Linked DNA regions of Homo sapiens: region 1 is linked to region 2. A link is a contact called in ENCODE Hi-C data. All regions are on one chromosome and are shown on one strand. The core of a region is the stretch at or near the end of the contact, and the rest is flanking DNA. Distances in the headings are between cores, read along the strand shown.

Region 1 (2,700 bases), core at 200-2,699, 370 kb before region 2:
GTAAAGGGCTCCATTCAATAAGAAGACCTAACTATCATAAATATGTATACACCTAACACAGGAGCACTCACATTCATAACACAAGTTCTTAGAGACCTATGAAGAGACTTAGATAAGTACACAATGACAGTGGGAAGACTTTAATACTCCACTGACTGTATTAGGTAGATGATTGAGGCAGAAAACTTAACAGATATCCATAACTTGAACTTGACACTTGACCAAATAGACCTAATAGATGTCTGCAGAACTCTACACCCCAAAACAACAGAATGTACATTCTTCTCATGTGCACATTGCAGATACTCTAAAATTGACCACACAATTGTACATAAAATAATCCTCAGCAAATTCAAAATCATAGGAACAGAAAACCAAATACCACATGTTCTCACTTACAAGTGGGAGCTAAACATTGAGTGCATAGGACACAAAGTAGGGAACAACAGATACCAGGGCCTGCTTGAGGGTGAAAGAAGGGAGGAGGATGAAGATCAAAAAACTACCCATCAGGGACTATGTTTATCACCTGGGTGATGAAATAATCTGTACACTAAACCCCAGTTACATGCAATTTACCTATACAACAAATCTGTACATGTACCCCCTGAAACTAAAATGAACGTTAAAAAAAAAGAAAATCAATGTAATTCACCACATTAACAGAATAAAGAACAAATGTGTAAATAAGATCAGACACTTTCTCAATGATCTCTACACAAGTGAAAGGGAACTCATGGCATGTGATAACAGCATCTATTGCCTTGTCACTTGTTTTAATGCGAGAATTTGAAGGGGCTTTCAGCCTATGGAATCATCACTAACTTGGGGGAATCATCCCATATTTATGTCATCAGCACACTCTCAATGCTTAAAAACCCTTTCATTTGCAAACTCATAATCTCACTCCAGCACTCCTAATCCAGTGTTTTTCATGCTGGCTGAAGATTAGAATCACCTGGAAGTAAAAATTATAAAAAATAAAAATTAAGCTCTTCTCTATATCTCATCTTAAGAATCTATGATTTCATTTGTATAGAACAAGATGAAATAAGTTGAAAAACAACTATTGCAGTTACTCAAAAATTTCATTTTTCCAGTCTCTTTTTCCTCATCTCTTCCCTATTAATTTCAATAGTACAGACACAGGGCCTTCCTGTATAATGTCATGATTTGTGATATGTCATTTGGATTTATTCTTATTGAAAAATGAGTTATCCCATACACTTGTACAACAGCTATTCATTTCCTCATCACTTTTAACTTATAAAAATTATCACTATTTTCCATCCCACCATGCCTTTTCTTCCTGGCACTTATTTTGTACTTATCAAGCACGGAGTCGTAGGAGGTGTTTCTTGAGTCATAGCTGCTCTCCATGTGTCAGTTTTAAGGTCATTTGCATTAAATTACCTTAACTACCCTGAAAGTAACACATGGAGAGCAGCTTCCTATGACTCAAGAAACCACAATGACTAAAATAACCTAACATTATTAGTAACCCATTTATTGGTGGTGAGCACTTTTAATTGTCATCTAATTTTACTCAAATAGTGAGACTTCATAAATTGAAAATACATAAATTGAAAAGCTTCCATACCAGATACATAATAGGCACTCAATATATATTAGTTTCCTCTCCAAATTATTTCCTGGATTTGCCCCTCCCTTTCCAATCATTCACCTTTGGATAATAAGAGCATTAAACAGATCTTGTGTAATCTTAAATTCTAATTCTCAGAGGGCTATTAATATTCAGCAATCATATTTCTTCCTTTTGTAGAATAAAAAAATCATTTGTATTCATGAGTAGGAATCCTCAGGGTATTCACATCCCATTTGCTCACAGAGATGATGATAACAACCCATTCAAAAATGTTGATGTTCAATCAGAACAGAATGAGGAAAATGAGATGAAACACACTACATGAGACGGATGCACCTGGGTTGAGGAAAGCATGATGGTCCAGACAAGGACAGGGCTCCTTGTTTCTCACCAGAAGCAGGCAACTTTGGGCATGTTATTACAGAGATGGTATGTCCTTTCCTACCCTCCATGAGGCAGGAACCATAGCTGACTGGGAAAGCTGACTCATTTTGAGCAGCTGCTCTAGTGAACACCAGAAGAGAGAAAGGAGAAGTGTTTCCACTCTCACAAGCAAATAAAGTGAGAATGAAGACTAATACATTTTCTAAAACGTTTCAGAGCCCCAAGGACCAAAAAAATAGGGATGGGGGGGCGGTGGAGATGTGTATTCCTTACATTACAGAGAGATATAAATAACATGTCTGAAATGATCTCATTTAAAACAGTGTGGTCAAGAAGAGAGAGTTTGGGATTTTGAATCCGAAAATTGAATGTGGGTTCTGGCATTAGCCTTATCTTTTGATGTACTCTTTTTAGAGGTTATTTATCTTTTTTTGACTCAGTTTATGGGTGAAATGATAATAAGTATACTGGTTGAGTATATTTTCTCACATTTAGGTTATTCGTATGAAGGACATCCACAGTTTAGACCACTAAATTAGGTTGAGCCAAACACAACGTACTTCCTTGTTTCTGCATCTCTTGCACCATGGTGCAAAACTCGTGCTGCTGAACTCAGAGTCTTAGTTTAGGCATCTAACAACTAACTGTTAAGCAGTAACACACACATTTATCTGAACAGGAATAGGCAACAGCTCAAGCACAATGCAAGC
Region 2 (2,700 bases), core at 143-2,642:
ATCGTGGGCACATTCCTAAAACTATTTGAGTCTTAATTATCTGCTTTGCACAAAGGAAATCGCGTCACCTACCTCATGGTGGTGTTCTGGAAAGCTGAGGCTGTGTTCAGCTAGGTCAGTGTAGGGCGCATAGTAAGTACTCAGTGAATGGCTGCTGTAGTTCATAGTACTATCTTACTGTAAAAAAGGGCAGCTCGTTTTTTGTTTAGAAGTTAAATGTTGATGCTGCAAAAGAAACTTGGGGCCAGGCACAGTGGCTCACACCTGTAATCCCAGCACTTTAGGAGGCTGAGGCAGGTTGATCACTTGAGACCAGGGGTTCAAGACCAGCCTGGGCAACATGGTGAAACCCTGTCTCTACTAAAAATACAAAAAATAGCCAGGCATGGTGGCATGCAACTGTAATTCCAGCTACTTGGGAGGCTGAGGTAGGAGAATCGTTTGAACCTGGGAGGGGGAGGTTGCAGTGAGCTGAGATTGCACCACTGCACTCCAGCCTGGGCGACAGAGCAAGACTCTGTCTCAAAAGAAAAAAAAAAAAAAAAGAAACTTGGAGGATTGACCCAGTCAGGTTCTTGTCCAGTCAGAACTCAAGAGCCCTTGGCTAAAATCCATGCTTGTCACAATGATTGCCCACTCTCAGAGTCTAAAGTTACACTATCCTTCTGGCCTACTGCCAGACACAAAACCTCATCTCCAATCTTCCACACAGCCCACTGAACACAAGGAACAGATCAGGTTTTTCTGGTTTCCCTTTCCCGCCAGCTGTCTGCTTTTTAAAAAAGAAACCACTCCAACAAGATGGGAGTGTTCTCTACATGCCCCACGTCAGGCTGCACTAATTTATTTGTTCCAGCAGGTTTTTCTCCCTGGATGATCCATGTCTTAAATTGACTCGTTCCTTCTGATACATGAAAGCCTCCTTTGAGAGAAAGGAGACAGAACAAAGCAAGAGGTAAAAAAGGAGATGTTATGAAAATCCAGGGTGAAATAGAGACAAGGCAAAATGAGCACCAGAGACCTGAACCTAGAAAACCAAGAATATGACAAAGAGGGGGACATTTTCTGGAAAAGGAGACCCTTTTCTCAACTAGCTGTCTCATGGTTTCTTGGTAGGATCTAGTTTTACCTTAAGGATGGCTAGTTAGTAAGTCTGGTTAAAATGAGGTGGTTACCATGAGACCATTGCTAGACCTACCATTAAGTAAGCACACAGGACAAATTAAAATCACCACCCATTACATAATGCAGGAGTCTATATATAAAACCACAGGTGAAACAGTTTTCAAATAAAGTTTTCTCCATCAGAACTAGTGTGTGTCCTCATTCCTGAGAACATACCCATCTGATGACACACTGTTGGCTTGGTGGCAGGAATTGCAGGGGTGCTAATAACACTACTATAACAACAAAAACAGCAAGACCTGTAATAATAGCAGCCACCCACTTCCTGAGAGCGTGTTTTATGTATCCCACTTAATCCTCACTCTAAGCCTGAAAGGACTATTACTGCCCCATTTTAAAGATGAAGGACCTGAGGCCCAGAGAGGTTAGTTTGTCCATACCTACGTGGCAGGCTGGGATTCAGACCTATATCCATATGCATGATTCCACTGGCATATTGACTCAAAAATTGTAACTCCAAAGCAGTTTTAAAAAGCACATTTGCTTGCTTTTCCAGAGCTTTAAAAAAAAATGCTTCATTGTGCACTTTCTTATAGACATATTTTAAAACATAATACATGTTTTAAAAACATGCATTTTTAAATGCCTTAGTCTTGTGTTGCTAATTATTGAAGGTGAGTGATAGCTATAGGAGGGTCAATGATGATTCTACTTTTGTATGTTTTGAATTTTCCATAATAAAGTTATCTCTTTTTTTTTTTTAATTGGCTCTTTGGAAAATTGGATGAGGTAAGACAACAACAATGGTGAAGTGAGATTGCAACTCTCCATGGATGTCACTGAGTGGCAATGTCCCTAATTGCCTTCTATTAATAAGCAGCTGCAATGCAGTCCCTTGTTTGAGAGTGCTGCTGCAGCCTTGCCACACACCAGCAGCATGCCCAGGGCAGAGCATCACTCATTTTCTTTCTTTTTTTCTCTAAGACAGTCTTGCTCTGTCGCCCAGGCCGGAGTGCAGTGGCACGATCTCGGCTCACGGCAACTTCCGCCTCCCAGGTTCAAGCAATTCTCCTGCCTCAGCCTCCTGCGTAGCTGGGATTACAGGTGCCCGCCACCACACCTGGCTAATTTTATGTATTTTTAATAGAAACAGGTTTCCACCATGTTGGCCAGGTTGGTCTCGAACTCCTGACCTTGTGATCTCCCACCTCAGCCTCCCAAAGTGCTGGCATTACAGCTATGAGCCACTGTGGCCGACCAAGCGTCAGTCATTTTACCAGGGAAGGACTGGCTGTTCAGAGTAACTCTCAGACACAGAATTTTCCCAGCCTCCACCCCATTCACTAAGCATGTCTTGTTGGGTGTGGTAGATTTCACAGGAGATGGCAGAAGTGCTGCTATGAGAGGCTGGTGCGAGTGATCCCACCTTGCCTGCTCACCTCATTGACAGCCAGCTAGTATGTTTTTAGACAGAAAGATTGGGTCAGTCAGGACAATTCCTCCAAACTTTCCAGAAAAAAAACAATATCTAGGCAGACATTTTATGATTTCTTACCAATCCCTCTATTCATTATC

What was found. Hi-C counts contacts between places; a loop is a spot of excess contacts on that map. Pooled maps may share reads with other maps.
Region 1: a loop to region 2 is called in a map with no recorded cell type, with 2.0 times the contacts of the local background. The contact joins two enhancer-like sites. A Hi-C loop is called at or near these places in 4 of 37 single-sample maps with no recorded cell type and 3 of 50 pooled maps.

Annotation. Positions count from the first base shown.
Region 1 is chr6:54,290,665-54,293,364 of GRCh38, reverse strand. No RefSeq gene overlaps it. Among named protein-coding and RNA genes, the nearest start is that of TINAG, 16 kb to the left of the region's middle. Within about 2 kb of position 1,449, at least 3 of the 41 ENCODE cell types and tissues checked have a DNase peak (open chromatin) inside an H3K27ac peak, as active enhancers do.
Region 2 is chr6:53,925,388-53,928,087 of GRCh38, reverse strand. No RefSeq gene overlaps it. Among named protein-coding and RNA genes, the nearest start is that of MLIP-IT1, 72 kb to the left of the region's middle. Within about 2 kb of position 1,392, at least 5 of the 41 ENCODE cell types and tissues checked have a DNase peak (open chromatin) inside an H3K27ac peak, as active enhancers do.